Regions from separate parts of the Homo sapiens genome. Here regions 1 and 2 are each linked to region 3. A link is an interaction called in ENCODE POLR2A ChIA-PET data of the cell type or tissue named here. Cell type or tissue: GM12878. All regions are shown on one strand. Links, peaks and the distances in the headings refer to the core of each region. The heading gives the core; the rest is flanking DNA.

Evidence for each region. ChIA-PET counts read pairs that join two places held together with the same protein. Peaks named below come from ENCODE experiments on the same cell type or tissue, not always from the same donor. Only the 100,000 strongest peaks of a DNase experiment are listed, where the experiment ranks them.
Region 1: POLR2A ChIA-PET joins it to region 3 with 6 read pairs; 2 of 35 experiments call an interaction of 5 or more read pairs at or near these places.
Region 2: POLR2A ChIA-PET joins it to region 3 with 5 read pairs; 8 of 35 experiments call an interaction of 5 or more read pairs at or near these places.

What each region holds. Positions count from the first base shown.
Region 1 is chr6:17,444,088-17,449,964 of GRCh38, forward strand. The region is part of intron 3 of CAP2 (cyclase associated actin cytoskeleton regulatory protein 2); the gene reads left to right. Among named protein-coding and RNA genes, the nearest start is that of CAP2, 53 kb to the left of the region's middle. In GM12878, for the core only: no CTCF peak of the experiment used is centred there; a DNase peak (open chromatin) is centred at 3,314.
Region 2 is chr6:17,402,852-17,408,728 of GRCh38, forward strand. The region is part of intron 1 of CAP2 (cyclase associated actin cytoskeleton regulatory protein 2); the gene reads left to right. Among named protein-coding and RNA genes, the nearest start is that of CAP2, 12 kb to the left of the region's middle. In GM12878, for the core only: no CTCF peak of the experiment used is centred there; a DNase peak (open chromatin) is centred at 2,770.
Region 3 is chr6:17,351,690-17,357,566 of GRCh38, forward strand. No RefSeq gene overlaps it. Among named protein-coding and RNA genes, the nearest start is that of CAP2, 39 kb to the right of the region's middle. In GM12878, for the core only: no CTCF peak of the experiment used is centred there; a DNase peak (open chromatin) is centred at 3,081.

The sequences.
Region 1 (5,877 bases), core at 894-4,893, 93 kb after region 3:
GCATGATTTATAACTTTGGGCCCACCTGTTGAGAGTTGGGGTTTATTACAAGGTTCCAGAATTATGCTCTTTTCTTCCAGCCCTGTCTCTGTCTAGCACTGTGCCCATAATAGCTAGTAAGTGTTTTCTAAATACATAAGTGAAAACAAGTATTTAAATGGATGAATCAAATTATTAAGGAAGAATGGAATCAATGGACAGATGAATTTACTGTGGCGGACAGCTTGAATCAAGCCAAACCTAGACCAGTAGTTAAAAAACAAATCATCAGCTAGGCGTGGTGGCTCACGCCTGTAATCCCAGCATTTTGGGAGGCCGAGGCAGGCAGATCACGAGGTCAAGAGATAGAGACCATCCTGGCCAACATGGTGAAACTTGGTTTCTACTAAAAATACAAAAATTAACTGGGTGTGGTGGCATGCTAGGACCTGTAGACCCAGCTACTCGAGAGGCTGGGGCAGGAGAATCGCTTGATTCCGGAAGGCAGAGGTTGCAGTGAGCCGAGATCGCGCCACTGCACTCCAGCCTGGCGACAGAGCAAGACTCTGTCTCAAAAAAAAAAAAAAAAAAAGTCATCATGGCCCAGGTTTTAAGTCATGAAATTAGCAAGTGAAATATTGAGAAACATAGACTATTATCAACACCTGTGAAAAGAAGGGGAAAAATACGTAGACTATTAGATTGCCATGTCTCTGTAGATTTTTGTTTCTCTCTCTCCACACACACACACACACACACACACACACACACACACACAACACGAGTCCTGATTTTATCACAGCTGTGACAGTTTATCCAGTACCCGCCTCATTCCCTTCATTCTCGTTGCTCTTTTGTAGTTGAGGAAAGTGAGCCATTGAAAGACTGGGGCTCTGAGGCAATATAAGAAAGTGAGACTAAGATACATAAGTAACCTGAAAATTCACCAATATATTGACTTATAATCACTGACAATAGAAACACCTTTAGCTCCACCTGAGACAAGATATTTATGTGAACCTTACTGTAAGTATTTTATCTTATTATTTATCTATTTGGAGACAGAGCCTTACTCCGCCACCCAGGCTGGAGTGCAGTGGCACAATCTCAGCTCACTGCAACCTCCACCTCCCAGGTTCAAGCAATTCTCCTGCCTCAGCCTCCTAAGTAGCTGAGATTACAGGCATGTGCCACCACACCCAGCTAGTTTTTGTATTTTTAGTAGAGAGGGGGTTTCACCACGTTGGCCAGGCTGGTCTTGAACTCCTGACCTCAGGTGATCCACCCATCTCGGCCTCCGAAAGTGCTTGGATTGTAGGCGTGAGCCACCACGCCTGGCCTCTATAAATATTTTAAACTGAAGGTCAGGTTAAGAAATAGAATTTCGTTTGGTTTTCCAGTTTGGATTGGGTTGTGGCATGTTGCTTCCCCCTCAATTGTTTTCAAAATGATAGCGATCGGGCAAGAAATGACTTTGGAGTCTGAAAGGGTAAGTTGGGAAATTAAACTTTTGGTGGGGACTTTACTGTGTATTTCTAATAATCAAATCTCCCTGGTTTCAAGAGTCTTTGACCGTATTTATATCATTGTAAACATCTGGATGGAAAGTGAAAAATTCAGTTGATTATCTCAATATATACAAATACAGGCAGTCCCAAACTTCTCAGTGAGATCCCCTCTCCCCAAAGCTCATTTGTAAATTATTTCTTAGAAACTTGGAAGACATTCTCCCATAGACATTTCCCATAGACCATGGGTGGTTGGGCTCCCATGGAAAGATATCGAACAGCACCGCCGCACGTGCTGTGCACAGAGGCTGCAGCTCGAAAACTATTCACTAACGGTTTGTACCATGAGATAAGTACAGAAATTATGCGTTACACTTTGAAAACTTGTATAGCAGTGCAACAGAGGAATTGTCTGCTAAATCTAGTAATTGAAATAACTTAGACTTGTACTATACTTCGTATTTCAGTTTTTTTAATTTCATTTTTCTAGTACTGCATTTTTACTTATTTTACAAAGGTATCAGTCTGTGATAGATGAGACATTATGAAGAAAAACCTTCCCTATAGGTTACTGAGCAGTACTTACATAATGCAAAATACTAAAACATTTATTTTACCATGCTTTTAGTTAAATGAGACAAGAAAACAATAACATGAAATGAAAAATAGTCATCTGTTATGAATGCTGACACCTAGGGGAATGTGAGTTTAATTAGAGAAAGTCAAAGACATAAATAGGGATTTCTATGTGTATTTTCAGCTGACTTTGGGTCTGATTCCTTTCTACTTTAGATACCAAACAAGATTTTTCTTTTTTCTTTATATGAGTATATAGTTATGCTGCTTTGGTGCTTAGCAACCATTATTGGGGTTACCTTGGAATTCACGAGTGGGACAAAAAGACAGGAAAAGAGATTTTCTGAGGATAACCGAGTAGGAATTGAAAGAAAGAAGAGTAGGGAGGTGGCATATGCACTTAAGAGAGATTTGTCTTGTTAAAAATAAATTCTGGAGGGATATTCATTGAATTACTGACGGTGGTCACCCTTGTGGGGTGGGATTATTGAGTGTTTTTACAGTTTAAACATCCATGTCTTTTGAACTTTTTACAACAAGCATGTGTTGCTGTTATCATCAGAAGAGGGGAAAAGGAATATTTGGTGCTAGAATAAAAATGCTTGGAATCAAGATACTGCCTGAAAGGCAGTTCATCTAGCAGCAAAAAACAAAGTAAAGAGAAAATGTGGGCATCAGCTGGTGTGACCAATCCTGCACAGCTTGGCTGCAGGGCACCCTAGTGGTCAGGGGTCCCAGCTGCCTGGGAATCCACGGGGAATGAGGAACCAGTGTTTAGCAAGCACCTTTCATGGTTGAGCGGTCATAGTGAGTTCTCAATGCAGGTGAGTTAATATTGGGTGGACCTGGTTCATGAATGACCAAATCTGGTTCTTAGCTTTTTAATTTAAGAGGCAGAGTCTCCCTCTGTCACCCAGGCTGGAGTGTGGTGGCATGATCATAGTTCACTGCAGCCTCAAACTCCTGGGCTCAAGAGATCCTCCCACCTCAGTCTCCCAAGTAACTGCGACCACAGGCAGCTAATTAAAAAAAAAAAAAAAAAAGTTTGTAGAGACAGGGGGATCTCACTATGTTTCCCATACTGGTATTGAACTCCTGGTCTCAAGCAGTCCTCCCACCATGGCCTCCCAAAATACTGGCATTAGAGATTTGAGCCATCGTGACTGGCCCTTAGCTAAATTTTACAGTCACTAGAGATTAACTTTCTTTTCTTGCCTTATTTTCGTTTTCCATATTAGTAAGAGAGGCAATTTTTTAAAAGGGGAAGGAAAACTAGTATTTGTGGAGGGTCTGCTAGGTATCAGGCCCTGGGCACAGCTATCAACAAACATTACTTCCTTAATCATTAGGAGAACTTTGTTTTTCTGAGACGGAGTCTTGCTCTGTCGCTCAGGCTGGAGTGCAGTGGCGTGATCTTGGCTCACTGCAACCTCCACCACCTGGGTTCAAGCAATTGTCCTGCCCCAGCCTCCGGCGTAGCTGGGATTACAGGCACTCGCCATCATGCCTGGCTAACTTTTGTATTTTTGAAGAGACTGGGTTTCACCATGTTGGCCAGGCTGGTCTTGAACTTCTGACCTCAGGTGATCCACCTGCCTTAGCCTCCCAAAGTGCTGGGATTACAGGCTTGAGCTACCACACCTGGCCAAGAGTTTTTAATGTATCTTTCGAGGTAATGAAACCATGCCTCAGAAAGGTTGGGTAAGTTGGGAATGGCTATGTGTGTAGTAAGGGGTAGAGTTGAATTCGATCCCAGGCCTATCTGAAGTTCATGCTTGTGGTTTCTCTACTACATCACACTGCTTTACAGTAATTTCAGTCCTTCATTATTAAGCAGTAATTACTGAGCTTCTGTTGTAACAAAGGCCCTTCTATATAGGCACCTACTGGCTTAGTCCTCTGGAATATATCTTCTATGTGGCGCCACAAGGCATGTATACATGCATGAAAGCTTGGATAAGAATATGACTTAAATAACACAAAATGAAAGGATAATGCCGTAATGCTTAGTGTCACAGTGGATTCTAATATAAGGAGTACCTTGTTGTCTCTGATTTTTCTGAGCGGCCTTAGTAGCCAAGTGTCCTTTATTTGTGAAAACCCAAGATTCATCAACCATGAAGGATTTGCTGGTTCTCTAAGTCAAAAGATTTGGCTTAAATATGTTGATAAAGTGCTTCAGATTCCTTAAGTGATAGAAAAACAAGTTAGAGAATTTGGAGAGGAGCCAATCTGCCAAGTGGTTTGTGGCTATACAGTGATTGAATTTGAAAATGCAGTTTATTCAGGAGAATGGTTTTGTTCAGAATATAAACTTCTAACAATATTCATGCCTGTCAGAAAAGCAAATGGATTTGAACATGCAATGGTGTTTTCTTTCTTTTCCTATTCCCATACTGTTTTAAATTCTTTCCAGTCTTTGATCTTTTAAAATATAAATTGCAATAATAAATTATTTAGAAGAGTTCAGTGTTGGGCTTTTTAAGTTACAATGATTGGTCTTACATTATAGATTTTGCAGACTTTTCTGCACATACTGTTTCTGTAACCTGCTTATTTAACTTAGACCATGTCTTCTGGGTCTCTTTCCATGTCAATGAGTTGAAGTCTACATTATCTTTTTTTTTTTTTGAGACAAAGTCACTCTGTTGCCCAGGCTGGACTGCAGGGGTGCGATCTCAGCTCACTGCAACCTCCGTTTCCCAGGTTCAAGAGATTCTCCTGCCTCAGCCTTCCGAGGACCTGGGATTACAGACACCCACCACCACGCCAGGCTAATTTTTGTATGTTTAGTAAAGACAGGGTTTCACTATGTTGGCCAGGCTGGTCTCGAACTCCTGACCTCAAGTGATCCACCCGCCTTGGGCTCCCAAAGTGTTGGGATTACAGGCGTGAGCCACAGCGCCCGGCCTACGTCATCATTTTTAATGACTGTATAGTATTTCTTCACGTGTTACACCGTAATTGATTCAAACAATCAAAATTATATGTAGATGAAGTAATGTATGTATGAGAATTTAGGGCTTGGACTAAGGTGACACAAGTGAACATTGCAGGGTGTGACCTAAAGAGAGAGCACCTCTTAAATTCCATACCATGGGCTCCTTGCTAGCTCTACCCTGGTCCTATCCCTGCAAGGATGGTTATCTAGTAGTATTTATAATCATTTAAAAAATTAGTGTCATTTGACTTGTTTTCAGTTTTGACCCTATTGTAAACCAAATTGCAGTTAAAAGCCTTGTGCAATTATTTTATTATTATTATTTTTTTTTTGAGACACAGTTTCATTCTTGTTGCCCAGGCTGGAGTGCAATGGTGCCATCTCAGCTCACTGCAACCTCCGCCTCTTGGGTTCAAGTGATTCTCGTGCCTCAGCCTCCCAGCTAGCTGGGATTACAGGTGCCCACCACCATGCTTGGCTAATTTTTTGTATTTTTTAGTAGAGGCGGGGTTTCGCCATGTTGACCAGGCTGGTCTGAAACTCCTGACCTCAGGTGATCCACCCACCTCGGCCTCCCAAAGTGTTGGGATTACAAGCATGAGCCACCATGCCCGGCCAATTATTTTATAGTTATATAATTATTTTCTCAAGGAAAATTCCTACAATTAGAAATTCCTGGCCAATGGCAAGTGGTCCCTAATATTTATTGCCAAATTATTCTCCCACATATATGTTGTACTGATTCATACTCTCACAGTGTCTTAAATGCTTTAGGCTATTTGGTGATAATTATGAACTAGGAAAATAAGAGTTTTAGGGAAATGGTGCATGATTTGAATGCACATTAATATTCATGACATTGATTGTTTAAAA
Region 2 (5,877 bases), core at 894-4,893, 51 kb after region 3:
CAGATGAATAAGTATTAGGGTACTCATGAAATTTGTCTTCTCAATTTTTCCTTACATTGACAATTAAAATAAGTTTTGATATTTCACTACCATGTGATGTTGGAGTTCAAAAAATTAAGTGACATTTCTATAACAAAATTCCTCCCATTTCCATCTCCTCATTATGTTTCCCAGCATTACATTGATAAAAACAAAAAATAAGAATTAAATTGATGCTCAACATTGACCCATTTTATTTATTTTTATTTTATTATTATTATTTTTTATTGAGATGGAGTCTTGCTCTGTCACCCAGGCTGGAGTGCAGTGGCACGATCTTGGCTCACTGCAACCTCTGCCTCCTGGGTTTAAGTGATTCTCATGCATCAGCCTCCTGGCTAGCTGGGACTACAGGCGCGAGCCACCATGCCCGGCTAATTTTTTGTACTTTTAGTAGAGATGGGGTTTTACCATGTTGGCCAGGCTGGTCTCAAACTCCTGACCTCAGGTGATCCGCCTGCCTTGGCCTCCCAAAGTGCGGGGATTACTGGCGTGAGCCACAGCGCCCAGCCACCTGGACTCATTTTAATAAGTATACACATCCACATATCCATAAAGTTATGGAAAGTAAAAGTGTTCAAAAGAGAGAGATTTCCAATAAAGTTGCTTTTTATTTACTTTTAGTAATTATTTGTCAAAATTTGTAATATTTGTGTTGTTTTCTAAGTCACATCCTACTAATAGTAACAATGGTATCAGAATAGCTTTTTTTAAAAAATGTTTTGACCATTGAATTAGAATTTAAATTTAAATAATGTTTTTGATGCAGAAAAGTATGGTAGGCTAATGAGTAAAATAGGCTAAAGCATAAAATATGTAAAATTAAGATAAACTTCTGTAGGGCAAGAAGCGTGGAAATATAAGTTCAAGGAGAAAATGGAATTATGCAAAATTTGTGACTATTAAAGACCAGCCTGTTCCAGTATTCTTTTAAAATGAGTAAGAATGAATTTCACTGGACATATAAGATAGTTTTATATGGCCATATTTACACAGTGTTGGAAGTTACATTCTTTGCAACTATTCACATTTTGGTGACAGTTGCTATATGCCAATCTAAAAATGTGCAAGAGGCTTTTACAAAATTCTTTTAGGGTATATACAAGTAAAAAAATTGAAGACTCCTGTTGTAGCTCACCCTGCTGCTATTTTCTGACCAAAAACCAAGGGTCAGTAATTGTGGCAAAACCTTTCTAGCTCAGTATTGGTAAATGAACCAATTCATTAATTGACATAGTTCTAGTGACTCCTTGTTTTACTGGATGTCCCTAAGGAAGCCATTCAAGAATTAAAGGTCTTGGCCAGGCATGGTGGCTCACGCCTGTAATCCCCACCACTTTGAGAGGCCGAGGTGGGTGGATCACGAGGTCAGGCGTTCGAGACCAGCCTGGCCAACATAGTAAAACTCTATCTCTATTAAAAATACAAAAAATGGCTGGGTGCGGTGGCTCATGCCTGTAATCCCAGCACTTTGGGAGGCCAAGGCGGGCAGATCACGAGGTCAGGAGATGGAGACCATCCTGGCTAACACGGTGAAACCCCGTCTCTACTGAAAATACAAAAAAATAGCTGGGCGTGGTGGCGAGTGCCTGTAGTCCCAGCTACTCGGGAGGCTGAGGCAGGAGAATGGTGTGAACCCAGGAGGCCGAGCTTGCAGTGAGCCCAGATGGCGCCACTGCACTCCAGCCTGGGTGACAGAGCAAGACTCCATCTCAAAAAAAAAAAAAAAATTTAGCTGGACTTGGTGGCACGCACCTGTAATCCCAGTTACTTGGGAGGCTGAGGCAGGAGAATTGCTTGAACCTGGGAGGTGGAGGTTGCAGTGAGCCAAGATCGCGCCACTGCACTCCAGCCTGGGTGACAGTGTGAGACTCCATCTCAAAAAAAAAAAAAAAAAAATTAAAAGTCTAAGTACTTATGACACGTCTCAAAAGAGGATAACAGCCATTACATTTTATTTATTTCTTTGTAGGCAGTTATATCTTTACTTTATTCATCGTTATTGTTCTCCTCTTTGGAGGCACTCACCAGAAGGTATTGTATGAGTGTATATGTATAACAGACAGACAGCACTACAGTATTCCCCACTTATCCATGGGGGATACGTTCTAAGACCCCCTGTTGATGCCTGAAAGCATGGATAGTACCAAATCCTACATATACCACGTTTTTTCCTATACATAGCTACCGTGATAAAGTTTAATATATAAGGCCGGGTGTAGTGGGGCACGCCTATAACCCCAGCACTTTGGGAGGCCGAGGCGGGTGGATCACCTGAGGTCAGGATTCGAGATCAGCCTGGCCAACATGGTGAAACCCCAACTCTACTAAAAATACAAAAATTAGCCAGGTGTGGTATAGACGCTTGTTAATCCCAGCCACTCGGGAGGCTGAGGCAGGAGAATCGTGTGAACCCAGGAGGCAAAGGTTGCAGTGAGCTGAGATTGCACCACTGCATTCCAGCCTGGGCGACAGAGTGAGACCCCATCTCAAAATTTAAAAAAGTTTAATGTATAAATTAGGCATAGTAAGAGATTAACAATAATAACTAATAATAAACTAGAACTTCATTGCAATATACCATAATAAAGGTTATGTGAATGTGGAGTCTCTCTCTCTCTCTCTCTCTCTCTCTCTCTCAAAATATCTTATTGTACTGTGCTCACCTATATTTGGACCATTGTTGACCATGGGTAACTGAAACTACAGAAAGTGAAACTGGGCAAAGGGCAACTACTCTATTTGGATCTGTAAATGTGTAGCTTTCACCAAGTTTGGAAGTTTTTGGTCATGATTTCTTCTTTTGTTTTGTTTATTTATTATTTTTATTTTTATTTAAAGCACAAAAGCATAATGTTTTGTTTTTTTGAAACAGGGTCTCACTCTGTCACTCAGGCTGGAAGGCAGTGACACAATCTTGGCTCGCTACAGCCTCGACCTCCTGGGCTCAAGTGATCCTCCTGTCTCAGCTTCCCAAGTAGCTGGGACTATAGGCTCAGGCCACCACACTCAGCTAATTTTTAAGTTTTTTGTAGAGGCGGGGTCTACCTATGTTGCCCAGGCTGGTCGTGAACTCCTGGGCTCAAGCGATCTCCCTACCCCAGCCTCTGAAAGTGCTGGGATTACAGGTGTGAGCGACCGCGCCCAGCCTGAGCAGTGGTTTATATCTACTTCAGTTTGCAAAGCCTTTGGGACCGTCCCACACATACACAGTTCAGGGACTTGTGCTGGTTCATACACAGAGCCAGGGCATCCCCTTCTTTAGCTCTCGTCTCTCTGGGATTCTCGCCACACACCTCTACCCCAAGATCCCTTTTTCCTGTTCTTCTGGAAAGACTAGATTTCTTTTAAAGTTTAAGGTGCTTATGCTGCTGTAGAGTTCTCCAAGACTTGGGGCCATCCTCAGGACAGAGTAGCGAGAGGAATAAAATACCAGGAATTCTCCCCATACTCTGTGGACCACAAGGTCCCCTGTTCCCCTACTTTTCTGTCAGTAAGCCCAGATTTCTTTTTTTTTTTTTTTGAGGCAGTCTCACTCTGTCGCCCAGGCTGGAGTGCAAGGGTGCAATCTCGGCTCACTGCAACCTCCGCCTCCTGGATTCAAGCAATTCTCCTGCCTCAGCCTCCTGCATAGCTGGGATTACAGGCCCATGCCACCACGCCTGGCTAATTTTTGTATTTTTAGTAGAGACAAGGTTTCACCATATTGGTCAGGTTGGTCTGGAACTCCTGACTTCATGATGTGCCTGCCTCGGCCTCCCAAAGTGCTGGGATTACAGGTGTGAGCAACCTCGCCCTGCCCAGGTTTCTTTAGAAAAAAAGTTTCAGGTGCCTGTGCTGCTGCTTACTGTTCTGCCACACAGTTCTGTGACTACGGCCACGCTTGGGAGAGAAAAATGCAAACAAAACCCAAAACCTGGGCTTGCCTCACACTCTTCTATTAGCCAGGGCCCCCTTTCCAGTTCCTCTGGCCAAAAAGAGGAGCTTCTGTTGGAGTGTTTGCTACCTGCACCCCCACCCAATTCTGATTTAAGGTCGACCCTGAAGAAAAAAATGAGAAAAAAACCAGCATTTTACTCCCAAATGGGTTCCCTTTTCAATTTTGATTCTTCTCAATTCATGTACTATTGTTTTGTCTTTTGGAATCAGATAGTTGCCTTTTGTATTTTGAACACAGTTTGGAGAGAGGCTGAAGTGGGCTTCTTCCTTCTTGAGTGTCCCTGGTAGCCCCTTCCTCTTTTTGAAGCTTTCTCTTGTTTCCTTTTTCTCCTCTGTTTCTTCCACACCATTCTTTTCTTTCCACTTTACCCACTTTCTCTGTTTCCCCTTTTACTTTGGGCTCCCAGGTTCAAAGAGCAAAAAAAGGAAGAACCTGTAGTTTTTTAGTGGTCAACAGCATGAGTTGAAACCCCTGATTGATTGTGTTGAAGTAATAAATTGAAGCTGGGTGTGGTGGCTCATGTCTGTAATCCCAGCACTTCGGGAGACCGAGTCAGGAGGACCGCTTGAGCCCAGGAGCTCAAGGTTGCAGTGAGCTATGATTGTGCCACTGCACTCCAGCCTGGGCAGCTGAGTGAGAACCTGTCTTGAAAAAAAAAAAAAATGGCCAGGCGCATTGCCTCACGCCTGTAATCCCAGCACTTTTGGAGGCCAAGGCAGGTGGATCACTTGAGGTCAGGAGTTCAAGACCAACCTGGCCAACATGGTGAAACCCCGTCTTTACCAAAAAATATAAAAATTTAGCTGAGTGTGGTGATGCACGCCTGTAATCCCAGCAACTCAGGAGGCTGAGGCAGGAGAATCCCTTGAACCTGGGAGGTGGAGGTTGCAGTCAGCTGAGATCCTGCCACTGCACTCCAGCCTAGGTGACAGAGCAAGACTCGGTCTCAAAAAAAAAAAAAAAAAAAAAAAATCAAAGTCAAGTGTGAAAGTAGACCCAGGAAGCTAGAGACACATGAAGAAGCAAAAGGGGGCTGGAGGAATGCTTGGGCCAAACTGATCACCTGGCTATTCCATCACACTTGGATTTGTTGGTAATTTCTATTCATAAAACTGGCCCAACACTTAAGAACTGATCTTTAGGGCTTTTCTTTTTTCATTTTCTTTTAAGAGAGTTGCTGAATCTTTTATTTAATTGCATATAATTACAATGAATGCTGGTAAATTTTGAGATTACAAGGAATTTCAACAAACCTTATTACTCGTTATCTAAGTCCATTAGTATTGCTATAAAGGATACCTGAGACTCATTTACAAAGATTAGAGGTTTGTTTGGCTGACAGTTCTGCAGGCTGTACAAGAAACATCTGTTTCTGGTAAAGGCCTCAGGCTGCTTCCATTTGTGGCAAGAGTTGAAGGGAAGCTGGAATGTGCAGATTACACGGCGAGAGAAGAAGCAGGAGGAGAGGAGAGGTGCCAGGCTCATTTTTTCCTTGCCACTCTACAGCTCACAAATGGATGCCAGCCTCTTTTTAACAACCAGCTCTCCTGGGAACGAATAGAGCAAGAATTCACTCTTGTGAGAATGGCACCAAGCCATTCATGAGGGATCTGCCCTCATGACCCAAACACCTTCCACCTCCCACCTCCCATTAGGCTCTACCTGGGGATCAGATTTCAACATAAGTTTTGCAGGGGGTCAAACAAACCAGACCATAGCACTCATCATTCCAGAGAGACAAGGCATTCTTCACATTGAAATGACAGAATTTGATAAAGTAAAACATTCCTAGTCATGAGAAGTAACTGACTATATGAAATGATAGCCTCCTTTTTTTTTTTTTTTTTTTGAGACGGAGTCTCACTCTGTCGCCACACTGGAGTGCAGTGGCATGATCT
Region 3 (5,877 bases), core at 583-4,582:
TGCCACCCAGGCTGGAGTGCAGTGGTGCGATCTCGGCTCGCTGCAAGCTCCACCTCCTGGGTTCAAGCAATTCTCCTGCCTCATCCTCCCAAGTAGCTGGGACTATAGGTGCATGCCACTGCGCCCAGCTAATTTTTGTATTTTTAGTGGAGACGGGGTTTCACCATGTTGGCCAGGCTGGGTCTCGAACTCCTGACCTCGTGATCTGTCTGCCTGGGCCTCCCAAAGTGCTGGGATTACAGGCGTGAGCCACCGCGCTCGGCCCAATTTTGTCTTTATTATAATCTTTGTCCACAAAGTTTATATCTTAACCCTAAGTAGTGAATAATGTTGGGAATTACATGCATTACAGTAAATTGATAGGAAAAATATTTGGGACAACCAGGCTACTAGTTTATAAGGAATCACTAGTCTTCCGTGTTTTCCTTGATGCAACTCATTTTCTGGTTCTATTGTTATCCCCTTACCGTGCATCCACCTCCCTCAAAATGAACAAAATCTCCCAAGGTGGGGACAGGTAAGGCAAAGCATATTCAATTTCATATCTATAAGTAATAAAATGTGCCTCAATTATAGTGAGTTATTGTCTATATCATAATCCAAAGTCATGCCTTGGAGAAGAGGATGAAGGTTAAGGATTTCCAGGGCTAGCTTTTAGTTCCCAAAGAAACATTAAAGTTGTGTTTAATGCAAAAGATACCAGCAAAGCAGTTCAGAATCTCATATATCTCTTTATTCTTTTATAAAAAATTGCTGAGACAGGATCTCACTCTGTTGTCCAGGCTGGAATGCAGTGGTGTCATCATGACTCACTGCAGCTTCAAACTCCTGGGCTCAAGTGATCTGCCCACCTCAGCCTCCCTGGGACTGCAGGCACATGCCACCAAGTCCAGCTAATTTTATTTATTTAAACTTTTTCCAGAGATGGTGGTCTCACTAGGTTGTTCAGGCTATTCTCATACTGTTGATCTCAAGCAATCCTCCTGCCTCAGCCTCCCAAAGTGCTGGGATTATAGGTGTGAGCCACCTTATGTAGCCTTATTTGTCTTTATTCTTTTAGGTGTCAAAATTCAGTTTATGTCCTTCATCTTTCTCAATTATTCTTTTTTCCCTAACAAAAATCATAATTAACTGGATTTTTTTTTTTGTTTGATGGAGTCTTGCTGTGTCACCAGGCTGGAGTGCAATGGTGTGATCTCGGCTCACTGCAACCTCTGCCTCCCGGGTTCAAGCGATTCTCCTGCCTCAGCCTCCCAAGTAGCTGGGACTACAGGCGCCCACCGCCACACCCAGCTAATTTTTGTATTTTTAGTAGAGACGGGGGTTTCACCATGTTGGCCAGGATGGTCTTGATCTCTTGGCCCACCTTGGCCTCCCAAAGTGCTGGGATTACAGGTGCCCAGCCTAACTGGATTTTTTAAAAGTAACTAAAATTTGGGTCATTTTTTTTTAGTAAAAGTAAAAGGCATAACAAAAAGGGAGCCTCCCGACCTTTTGAGTCTCTTTGTGCCTCTCAGAAACAATTGTAGATAATAGTTACCTGCATGCTCTCCACACCTAATTCTCTATGCACATATGTATATGTATGTGTATATTTTTTGGACAACTTTACATATTAGGGCAACTTGTCACATTCTTTTTAATATGTGCATTATATACTCCTGTACAAATGTAGTACTATATTTGATTTAACCAGATTCCTACTGATGGATATTTAGCTCTTTTCCAAATGTTCACAATGAAAAGCAATTATTTTAACTTAACTGATCAAAGCATACTTATAAGGCACATACTAAATGCCAAGCTGTGTTCTAAGCACTTTATAAAAGTGCGCTCATTTAATCTCTAAAATAACCCATTGAGGTAGGTTTTAATATTATCATCCCTGTTATACAGATGAGAACACCGAGGATAGAGTGAAGTAACTTGTCACTGGTCACACTGCTAGTGAAAGTCAGAATCCAACCTTGTTCTGGCTCAAGACTCCATGCCAACCTTTGGTAGGCTTTGATGCCTCTCTGTTGCTGCAACTCAGTTGTCTATTCCCAAAGTAGATCAGCTGCTAGGCATAAGGAATGAAAAATGCTTTTAGTAGCCAGCATTAGCAATGCTGTGAAAAAAACTAGGAAAGAAGATTTAAAAATTGACAGAATCGATCAAGACAGCCACTCCTATTCCACCCTACCACACCCATTCCAACAACCTCTGCAAAGATTTTTAAAAGGTAGACAGACCAAATTCCCCTGCAAATGTGACAAACTTCCCTGCAAACATGAAATTGCTTCTACCAGACACATTGAGGGAGTGGAGGTGGCAGCTCAAAGAGCTCTGGTTTTTAAATTGTGCAGAAAGACAGTACAGACACGAATGCAATTTTGTACAAAGCTTCACTGGAGTCCATGATTTTAAGTTAAGGGTAAACACAATCTAATCAAAGCCTTTTAAAATAATTTGTCTCAAGAAACCTTTTTATCAGGGCTATTTTCAGTCAGAGGAGAAACAGTTTTGTTGCTGAAAAGCTCAAAAGCCAAATGCATTAAATCCTTTTTCCCAGATGCAAAGCAATTGGTTCTCTGGTGCCAATTTTTATATTTCTTAAGAACGGTGGCCGGGCGCGGTGGCTCATGCTTGTAATCCCAGCACTTTGGGAGGCCGAGGCGGGCAGACCATGAGGTCAGGAGATCGAGACCATCCTGGCTAACATGGTGAAACCCCGTCTGTACTGAAAATACAAAAAATTAGCCGGGCGTGGTGGCGGACGCCTGTAGTCCCAGCTACTCGGGAGGCTGAGACAGGAGAATGGCGTGAACCCGGGAGGCGGAGTTTGCAGTGAGCTTAGATTGCACCACTGCACTCCAGCCTGGGTGACAGAGCGAGACTCTGTCTCAAAAACAAAAACAAACAAACAAACAAAAAACAAGAATGGCATTGCATGCTGCCAGTGATAACACTGAATACTGTTTGAATCTCAATACTGGCAATACTGTTTGAATCTCGAAAGACTTGAGAACCCTGCCAATGTTTTGGGTTTTAAACTTGAGAAAGCCCACCCTCCCATTCCCAAGGGTAAATATGAAACATAACTTTCAGTTCCTCTTTGTACATTCAATGCTAATTAGCTCAGTGCTCTAATTTTATTTCTGGACTTTGGTACAGCTGAAGCTTTGCTGGTGTATTAGTAACGACATAAATGTTTGCACATTTCTGAGAGTCTGCGGATATGAATCACCTTGAGAGAAATAGCTTTGATCACAGCGTGAGAGCTACATTTCAACAATTTCTTTACTGTGTTGATGTTATTGGTGGTAAAAAGGGAATTTGAACTTTAGAATGAAAAAACTAGAAGATAAATAAAAGAGAGGGAGCTCCTGCAAAGTATATGTAACTCTTAGATCAGGCAGTCCAAAGAGAAAAAAATCAGAAAATTAATGGCTCATTTGGGAGACACAAATTAATTTGATGATATGATAAAAGAAAAAAATAACATTTTCCTAGGTTTAGAAGAATTTACAAATAAATTTTCAGAAATGTCGAAAATCTTTGAAATGTTTCTTGACATTTCATTTGACAACCCCAGAGGTCAGACCCACTGAGGGTTCAAAGGCTGTTGGCCTCCCACTTCCATCTGATGGTCCCTCATATCTGATATGTCCCTTCCCATCTAGTGTGCTCTCATTATACCACATGAGACACACACTCCAGGAGGGGATTTGAGCTCTCAATAGCCATTTTGTTCTGCTCTTGCAAGTGAAAGATGAATCTTCACATCCAAAAATTAAATATACATCATTGCTCTGTTTGGAACGACATTTCATAAGTCTACATCTACATCACAAATACAAACTAAGAGAATAATTACCAAGGCCTGGGAAGAGTGGTGGGGTGGAGATGAAGAGAGTTTGATTAATGGGTACAAACATACAGTTAGATAGAAAGAATAAGTTCCAGTGTTCGACAGCACAGTAGGATGACTATAGTTAATAATTCATTGTGTATTTCAAAATAGCTAGAAGAGAAGATGTGAAATGTTTTCAACACAAAGAAATGATAAATGTTTCAGGCAAGATATCCTGAATACTCTGATTTGATCATTACACATTGTATGCATGTATCAAAATATCACATTTACCCATAAATATGCACAATTATATATCAATGAAAATTTTTTTTTGCCTGGGGGTAGTGGTTCACACCTGTAAGCCCAGCACTTTGTAAGCCAAGGTGGGAGGATCGCTTGAGCTTAGGAGTTCGAGACCACCCTGGGCAAAATGGCAAAATCCCATCTCTACAAAAAATACGAAAATTAACCAGGCTTGGTGGCATGTGCCTGTAGTTTGAGCTAATCAAGAGGTTGATGTGGGAGGATCATGGGTCACCTGAGCCCAGGAGGTCGAGGCTGGAGTGAGCCATGGTGGCGCCACTGCAGCCAAGCCTGGGTGACAGAGCCAGACCCTGTCTTAAAAAAAAGACAAAAGAAGCATTTGTTTTTTCTTGGTTTTATATCATCTATGTAGAAAACATGTGTGAAAGACTTTGAAATGTACCAAAAGATTACTGAGTGACTTCAATGGAAAACAGTGTTCTGCTTATGGTGTGCCCTTGGGTTATCTGGTTCTATGGAGCATGTGTCTTTCATTGTCTTTGAGCTATCTTACAACTCTGCAAGTTATAGCTAAAAGATTTTGCAAACATTTTTGTCAATAGACCTGCAAATAAGTTCCACCTGGTGGAGACACAATTGATTTATCCACCCTGCAGAAATAGCCAGTTTTGCATCTATTTGCAAATTTGTTTCATGGCTTATGTATATATCTCCTCTTTTCAAATTCCCCTTGGAATCAGTTATAAAAAAATCTTATTTTTCATTGAATTGATTTCATTTTGAGGGTTCTTTTAAAATTTCCATCAGTACATCCTTGAAGTAAGCAGAAACATTTGTGTCATCATTGTAATATTTGAATATCCAGAACAGACAGAAGACCAGAAGTTTATAGGAATAGAATTTGTTAACTTCTTACAGAACCTACAGCTAATGGAAATAGAAGGGAGAGACTCAGGGAGAAGGATGAAGGTTTGTTCAGTCTAATGGTGAACCACAGCATACCCTGCCTCCACAGCAATCTCTTTACCTCTGACTTTTATAACAGAAAAAAAAAAAGACATTTCATTAAATTTTCAAACAACGTGCAGCTAGAAAAAAATAGTTAATTGTTTGGATGATAAAACTGGGCATTCAAAAATATTTTGACTGTCTGGAAACATTGAATCACATCTCAAAGAATGAATATCACTTGGCATAGATGTAAAGTCCTACCTTTATGTTTAAAAATCCAATTACATGAGTAAAAAATGGGGGAAAATATGGTTTTTTTGCTTGTTTATTTTTTGTTTTGTATTTTTGCTTTTTTTTTGTTTTGTTTTTTTTGAGACCAAGTCTTGCTCTGTCGCCAGGCTGGAGTGCAGGGACGCGATCTCGGCTCACTGCAACCTCTAACTCCTGGGTTCAAGCAATTCTCCTGCCTCAGGCTCCTGAGTAGCTGGGACTACAGGTGCGCGCCAGCACGCCCAGCTAATTTTTGTATTTTTAGTAGAGACAGGGTGGTTTCACCATGTTGGCCAGGATGGTCTCGATCTCTTGACCTCGTGATCTGCCCTCCTCAGCCTCCCAAAGTGCTGGGATTACAGGCATGAGCCACTGCGTCCGGCCGAAAATATGGCTTAATAAAATCCCATTTGATAAGATAGAGATTTTAGCTGAATGACACTCCAAATGATCTAATATAATTTGGTTGCCATAGACTTTTTTTTTTTTTTATGGAAATGGAGTATCACTCTTGCCCAGTCTTGCCCAGGCTAGTCTCGAACTCCTGAGCTCAG